3 separate regions of the Homo sapiens genome follow, and regions 1 and 2 are each linked to region 3. A link is a loop called in an ENCODE intact Hi-C map of the cell type or tissue named here. Cell type or tissue: B cell. All regions are shown on one strand. Region 1 overlaps MGMT (O-6-methylguanine-DNA methyltransferase). Region 2 overlaps MGMT (O-6-methylguanine-DNA methyltransferase). Region 3 overlaps MGMT (O-6-methylguanine-DNA methyltransferase).

Region 1 (2,500 bases), 54 kb before region 3:
TTCCTTCTGAGGATTTACGCGTGGTTCTGATTCTCCTTCCACCATGGCCTACTATGACCATTTCTGCTGGCCCGGACTGCACTTCCAAGAAGTTACTCCCTTGTAAGTTGAACAAAAGTCAAAGCCATCTCCACCTACCTCCCAAACCGGAGGGTGCCAACTCAGAACTCTTGTGAAGCTACCATAGGGCAAGAACCCTCTAAGTTGTCCTATAAATTTGCAGAGAAAAAACGGGCTTTCCCAGCCCATTTAAAAACAACATAAAGTCACAAGTCTAGTTGTTATTAAATATTGCAGTCAAATACTGTTATAGATTATTCCTACAAAAATGCATTGCTTATCAAACATTATGCTCAAGACAGAAAGTTAAATTGAGATGAGGAATCATTTCACAGCTTAATACAGTCAAAGTGACTCAATATTCCTTTATTAATTCTCATTTAATATCACTTTAAATTGCTGCCATTATTATCCCACCGTAGACGAAAGATTCTGTGTAATTAGTCTGTATTAAGCCCTTTTTATTTATAAGGAGCCAAATAAACAAACCCACTTTAATTACCGGGGCTCCACAATATTGATCTGAGCATCAAAATTTAATATGACTTTATTTCAAATTTCCATATGACTAGTATTTAAATTTCTTCCAGCAATAACAATTTTGCAGGCACAAATGACTTTTCATTCAAAGTATGTAAATTACTGCCTAGCGCCGGGTGCGGAGGCCCTCGGTGCCCACAGCATGTTTACAGAGACCTCAGGGGCCTCCCCGCTGCACGCTTTGCTCCCTAATACGGCAGGAAAAGCCACCAATTACCAAAAGAGACAAAAGTCAACGAAGACAGGGAGTCTTCTCCCTCCCAAACCGTGTTCTCTCCCACTTCAGTACACGGTGTTAACGACATACAAATTTTGAGGTCATTAAGTATAAACAGGAACGGAGCGCCAGACAGGCAGGCAGGCAGGATGTGCTCACGTCAGCATTTCAAGTGCCCTCCTAATCCCACAATGCAAGTTTCGGCATTATTGTCTCAATTTAACTTGCATTAGTACCTAGCACCTTGATTACACTGTTGGGTGGTAATCTTCGCCTGCACATGCCATCATTACTTATGTCAAGCCTCTTGAGTTGTTATGAATACTACGTTGTTTTACGAGAGAGAGGAAATTAGTGCCAGTCCCCTAGAGTTTTGGGTGCTTAGCACAGAGGCACTGCGCAGCCCTCACAAATCCCACAACAAATCCTTGTTTAGTGCCAAATGGAGATAAGGACTTTGCAGCAACATTGGAGCATAAATAACTCATGTCCCTCTTTATTTGTAAATGTCAAAAAAAAAAAATCACCGTTCTTGAATGTTGCTTTTCACACACACACAGCACAACGGGTGTTTTTGGCCACGCAAGCACATACCAGTTGAGTAACACATTCCGAATTAACCCGCAAGACCAAGCTAATACGCAAAACAAAGAAATGTCCACAACACGTGTTTGAGAATTATCGTAAAATGCTGTTTGGGATGGATTTTTAATAAAAATGAACTTATCAAATTCAAGGGAAATGCACTGGTAACACAAGCCTTTCCTCGGGAGGACAATAAAGTGGAAAAAATGGGCTTCACATGTATTGCATTTTCCATGTTTTTTTTTAAATATGATCCACTATGTTGTTGAAAAGAATTATTTTCTGGTATTGTGGGGATTTTTGCATTGTCTGTTTATTCTGTTTACACAGCAAATGAAACCTACAATATGAATAAGTGAACTCCCTAGGGAGCACACGGAAGTCAGAAATGATGTACAGATGGGGACAGGGGCCCATGAAAACAGAATAGAAATTAATGTGCCCTCAACAGTCACATCTGGAATGGAACTGGCCAAATAAATAATTTTGACATTAAAAGAAATTAAAGATCAAGGACCGCAAATAGTAGAGTAAGTTTTTTAAAAAATAATATCATTAGTTTACACTATGTTTGAAATGGCATTTAAAATAAAATAATCAAATGTGCAGGCCAAAAAATGAGGCCTCGATGCATTTCCTCTTTTTCTTTCTTTCAATGGCCAGTAATAACCCATTTGAAACATCTTTCCCACAAAAGAATCTCCATATATTGCCTTCTTAAAGTGCTCTTATTTAAGAAACAACAAGATGCAGTCAAGTTTTTGCATCCTGAAATTGTTCATGTTTAATTTGGTAAAACATTAAAAGAAATCTCAGAAGGCAGACAGATAATCCTGTGCCTGCTACACAGCAGAGACAGTGGGGCCCCCATTTAAGGGTTCAACACCAAAACTGTGATTCCGTTCACTTCTTTTCTCTTGACCCCTCTGCTATCTTTATTGACGCAGCCCGAAGCAGACTAAACAAAAAGCAAAGGCAGGCTCTGGCAGTATCTTTTTTGAGACTGGGGTAAAGGTCTGTTGGAGACATCATTGTGAAAATGATAAAAGGCCTTGAGGTCACAGCCTGAAAGCCGGGGGGAGGGGGTGGGGCGGCGAG
Region 2 (2,500 bases), 79 kb after region 3:
CGACTCCCACCTGCTCCGCTCTCACCAGAAGCCACCAGGGTTGACCCCAGCTATACCTCCTGGAACTGTCCCCGCCCTGCCAGGCCTGCTGCCACCATCCTGCATCCTCTGCCCCAATCAGTCCCCTGCCAGCCCCGTGATCTTCTCTGGGAAGCACTGACAGGCTAGTGTTCCCCACTCACAAGACTCCCAAGGCCCTTCACCCAGCGCAGCATTTGGGCTCCGCAGGCCCTGGCCCCACTGGCTAGCTCTGCCTTCCTGTCCAGCCCCACATGCTTGCCACACCCTGCTCAAATTCAACTATGGCCAGGTCCCCAAATGTACCCGCATCCATAGTCCCACTGCTCTGCTCAAAATGCCCACCCCTTGGGCCACTTGGAGAAACCTGACCGGTAGCCACAGTCCCGCAAATGTTTCAGAGGGAATCAGGCATGGGTCCCTGGCCTGCAGGGACATGGTGAAGCGTGTGCACAGTCCCGGGACATGGCTGGCCCTCTGCATCCTCCCATCTTTCCTCTGGCCCCACTGCCCTGGTCGTTCCACTCTCTAGTGGGGTGCGGGGTAGGCACAAGGCACACGCAGGGACAGCTTTGCCATCCCCAAGTCCTCACTGCACCCAGCCTCAGCTACGGCTCAACGCCTTCAAGCAGGAATACACTTGGGCGAATTGCTTTTCCCACAATGCTAAAGACAACACTTGGTCACATTGATGTTCAGAAAACATTAGCTACATAAACAGGTCTGTGTCTGTTTACACCCTGTCTTGCCCCTTAAAGGACTTCTAACAGCTTCTCAGGCTCATCGTTGCAAAGCCAGCCTGGCACAAGTGGTTATGAGCCTGCACTTGGTTATCAAATAAATCTGGGTTGAAAACAAAACTCTACCTCTATCCCAGGAGACCTGTGCAAGTCACTCAAACTCTCCGAGGCCCGGGTTCCTCATATGCAAAATAAAGACACTCACAGCGCCTTCTCCTTCATGGGGTGGTGGTGAGCCTTTCCTAAGTTGGTCTGTACAAGGCAACAAGCGCAGCACGCCCAGAATAACCACCAGGGTGAGCTGAACCATGACAGGAGATTAAGGAGACACCCCAAATAAAAATAAGGCCCATTTCCACAAACACACGAAATGCTGCAGACTTCCCATTTTTGACCAAGTTTACCCAGCGGACCTGCGTTACCCCTCACTGCTGTGATCTAAACGGCCGTCACACATGGGAAAATACTGTCACATGCTGGTGTCACTGCTGGTTCCTGGCCACTGCCATCGTGTCAGATCCTGTGTCCGTCCTTTGGGAAGTTCTTTCAATATAACAGATGAATAATGTCAAGGCTCCCAGTGTCTCGGGCTATCAGCAACTGCCAAGTGCCCCTAGGAGCACACATGAAGCCCACCTGCCCACTCTAGGCCGATGTGGCACACCTGAACCTTTAGAATGCTGCCACGTCGAGAATGTCTACTGTGAAAAGACAGAAGCAGGTGGCAGAGCCAGTAGCCTCTTTACAGACAAAAGGACTTCAGGGACCTAGTAAATGAATAGGGAACTACCTTATGCTGCACACAGACAATGCACTGTGACCTCAGACGCACCAGAGGTGGCAAATGTGGCCAAGTGATCCCGACCTCCAGTCCTGCCTCCACCAAAACAGAGCGACTCTGCATCCGCAAACACCAACCGCCTTCATTCAGGCCTCCCCAGCGCCAGGCCTCCTTCTGGATGGGAACTGTCCCTGGCCCTGCTTTTGGAGAAATCTGGCCTTGGAAGGTTAAGTAACTCTGCTCAAGGGCACAGGATTGTAACTTGTAAAGCAGGTCCAAACGGAAGCCCATCTGTTCCCAGAAGGTGCACTTCTGACCACCGTGCACATGCCCCCAGTGAGGGCTTGGGTGTGTGCAGATCTGCAAAATACAGATTCGGATTGGACTGGGGGGAAAACGAGGGCTCGAAATGGTTCTTCGCCGTCTTCTCGTTTCATCCTTCCGTGAGACTCAGCTCCAAATTAAAATTTCTATCCATGTAGTGGATAGAAATTTTACTTTTAAAAAAATATGTATTTACTGTCTCGTGTGCCTATACTTACCCGGGTAGACCGAATAAGCATAATCGTCCCCACCCAATGGATGAGGAGGTGCCTGGAGGGCTAAGAGTTGCCCAGGGGGACCCAGCTAGGAAACAGCATCACTCCCACACACGGCCTGGCACTTCCTGTAGAAAAGCTCAATTCAGTCCCACAAAATGTATTCAGCTGTGCCTCTGAAAGTGCACCCTCACCTGAGACCAGGAAAATGCCTTGACCCAGAGGGGGATTAAAAACAAGACAACCCTCTCAAAAGGAAAGAAGGGGTGAAATATGATACGGGTTGCCCGTGCTTCGCGTGTGTTTGTAAAACTGACGCCAAAGTTTTGGTAACATCTGCATCTTGTCATAACCACAAAACTGAAAACTCAAAAGCAATAATAACATGTTGGGTTTGCAATTTGAAGAGATTCACGTCTCTC
Region 3 (2,500 bases):
TTGCTGAAAAGAGTTCTCATTTTAATTCATTCCTTTGTTGAACGTACTCAACAAAAATGGACCACGTGTCCCCCGGGCCCACAGGTTCACATGCGCTGGTGAACAGATGCAAAAACCACTGCTCGCAAGGTGCTGGGGGCCAGAGAGGGTCACCTCACTCCAAGGCACCTGCGTCCAGGAATTCTGCCTGCTCCTAAGTCTACTTCAGCAGCCAGGGTTTCCTTTGCACCACAATGAATAAAAGTCACGCAGAAATCTGACTTTGTGAAAATGATACATCTATCTCACTTCACTTCAACATAATGTAATATCACTAATATTAATAATTCTACCTCTAGAAATTATACTAGTCTCCCAAAGAAAGAGTCCTTGACCCAAAATATCAGAGGATATTAAACTGAGAAATGATCTACTGATGCAAATCATTAAATCTATTTGCATTTGCTTACTGAACCCTATCGCAGAAATTAAACTCCATGCGGTGGGAAGCTGGCTGCGCATGGTTAAGAGGAGACATCGTGGTGGATCCAAGCTCTATGTCATTAATTTTCCCACTTTCCCTCATTAACAAGTAAAATGTTTTTACTGCTTGAAAAGTTTTAATAAATAGAAAAAAGCAAGGCAGCTGACATAGTTTTTCATGTAATATACAAGGGCTTTTAATATTTTTACATACATTAATGAAAAAGCCAGGAAAAAAACGTTAAAAGGTGACACACGTGGGGAAAAACAAAAAGAGCAGGCTTCAGAAAAGGACGGACTGCTTGCACTTCCGTGCCCTTGACTCTGGCAGCTGTGCCCAGTCCTCACGGACATCAGCAGAAGGGGACCGCGTGGCCCTGCCCTCGGCCAGCCTCTCCCTGCCATCAGTAGCCCCGAAGTCTCAGGAACTCGGGCAAGGCAGTCTTTCACCGCTGGCCAAACATGTCTCCCGCTAACCAGACGATGTGCCTGCGATGCAGAATTCTCCACCAAGACCAAAGCGATGAACTGACACCGGTACAGGGACAAACTATGAGGCTCAGTCCTCATGGAGAAATCACACACTCACGTGAACATGTACTTAATTTAGCTAAAGACTCAGAATTCTGTGACATTGAAGGCTTTGAAGGCCACAAACCCACGTCTGTGGCAATTTCCACTGTCACTGACCTCTGGGGTGCAGGAGGCCCAGGCCCGGGGGCACACAGGTCTGCACAGAGTCATCCTCCTGGATGACCACCTGGGCATGCAGCGTCATGGTGACGCAGCTCAAGCCACAGAGGGCCCCACCGGGTGTGCACTGCCAGCAGCTGGAGCGCCACAGTCACGGCCCAGTGGTTCCCATGTGGGGAGCCTGCCCCTCCCACATGTTCAGGAAACGGGGCGCTCGGCCATGAGCGGGTGGGCGGCTGTGGCCTCCCCTCCTGTCTGCGGCCCCACTGGCCTTCCTCTCAGCAGGTCCCCCTTAGTGGGTCAGTTTCCACAGTTAAAACAATCACCTATTTTTTGGCCCATAACCATGAGAGGAGAGCTGTCCTTTGGTTCTTCTTATCCTGGTCCCATGACTGCCAAGCTTCTGATCATTATCCCACAGACAGAGCCTGAGCCCCACTTCCGGCAAGCCTGGGCTGAACATGCCAGCAAGGAGCCTGCCCACACCCTGGGGACTCGCCTTTGGTACTCAGCGTGGTTTCTGTGGCCTGGGGTCACTCTTGGACAGCGAGGGGTGCCCTTCCCAGGCGAGCGCAGGCCAGGCACAGGAGGCTATGCCTGACCCCTCTGGCTTTCTCTAAGGCATGTTCCACCGGTCTGCTGAAGAGTTTCTGGTGCTGGTTTGATATTTTGGTTTTGATCACTGCACCCAGTGGTGGGGTCTGGTAAATAAATAAATAAGAGAGTAAGGAAAGACTACAATGTCAGTACAGGTGAAAATACCTCGGAGAAACTTACAGAGATAGAATATCAGTGTAGAAGACACTGATCCTTGAAACTATGCAAAAATCATCAAAAAATAAAGAGCAACCCAGATCTACCTCGAGTTGTCAGACTGGGGATGAGGGCTCCCGGGGGCAGCTGCAAGCATGGGGGGCCTGCTTCCTGAGGGTGCCCTGGCCTGCGGCAGCTGATGCTCTTCCTGAAGTCACCTCTCCATCCCTCCCTCTGCCCCACCTATCATCCCCGGGGCCTTCTGTCTTTCCTGCCTGCAACTCTCCTACCTATCTATTAACCTTCCTCCACCTTCTCTCGAAAGTCCAATCACACCATAAAGGAGATGGTGACAAGGTACAAAAAGCCAAATGGTTAACCCAGCATCATTTAAATGCTCATTAATGTAAAAACAGTGCCTTTCTTCAGAGCATCTCTCTCCCTCACAGTGCACTTTGCATGTACTTGGGTCCTGTTTTTACTAAAGATACCTCCCCACATTTGTGTAGAATGTTCTATTTCTTTGAATTCCTTCCCACTGATCATCAACATCTGTCCACCCTGGTGCTGCAGCTGCCCTGCACCTCTGGGC

Evidence for each region. A loop is a pair of places that touch in the nucleus more often than their neighbours do. Peaks named below come from ENCODE experiments on the same cell type or tissue, not always from the same donor. Only the 100,000 strongest peaks of a DNase experiment are listed, where the experiment ranks them.
Region 1: it touches region 3 in a loop (7-fold over the local background); 4 of 110 quality-filtered maps call a loop at or near these places.
Region 2: it touches region 3 in a loop (20-fold over the local background); 2 of 110 quality-filtered maps call a loop at or near these places.

Annotation. Positions count from the first base shown.
Region 1 is chr10:129,604,726-129,607,225 of GRCh38, reverse strand. All of the region lies in intron 2 of MGMT (O-6-methylguanine-DNA methyltransferase), which reads right to left. Among named protein-coding and RNA genes, the nearest start is that of MGMT, 140 kb to the right of the region's middle. RefSeq lists a silencer at 2,468-2,500. In B cell, no CTCF peak of the experiment used is centred here; a DNase peak (open chromatin) is centred at 975; H3K4me3 peaks cover 1,280 bases; H3K27ac peaks cover 611 bases.
Region 2 is chr10:129,471,909-129,474,408 of GRCh38, reverse strand. The region is part of intron 1 of MGMT (O-6-methylguanine-DNA methyltransferase); the gene reads right to left. Among named protein-coding and RNA genes, the nearest start is that of MGMT, 5.9 kb to the right of the region's middle. RefSeq lists enhancers at 281-970, 851-1,000. In B cell, no CTCF peak of the experiment used is centred here; a DNase peak (open chromatin) is centred at 1,098; H3K4me3 peaks cover 881 bases; H3K27ac peaks cover 2,454 bases.
Region 3 is chr10:129,551,069-129,553,568 of GRCh38, reverse strand. The region is part of intron 2 of MGMT (O-6-methylguanine-DNA methyltransferase); the gene reads right to left. Among named protein-coding and RNA genes, the nearest start is that of MGMT, 85 kb to the right of the region's middle. RefSeq lists an enhancer at 1,454-1,533. In B cell, no CTCF peak of the experiment used is centred here; a DNase peak (open chromatin) is centred at 1,258.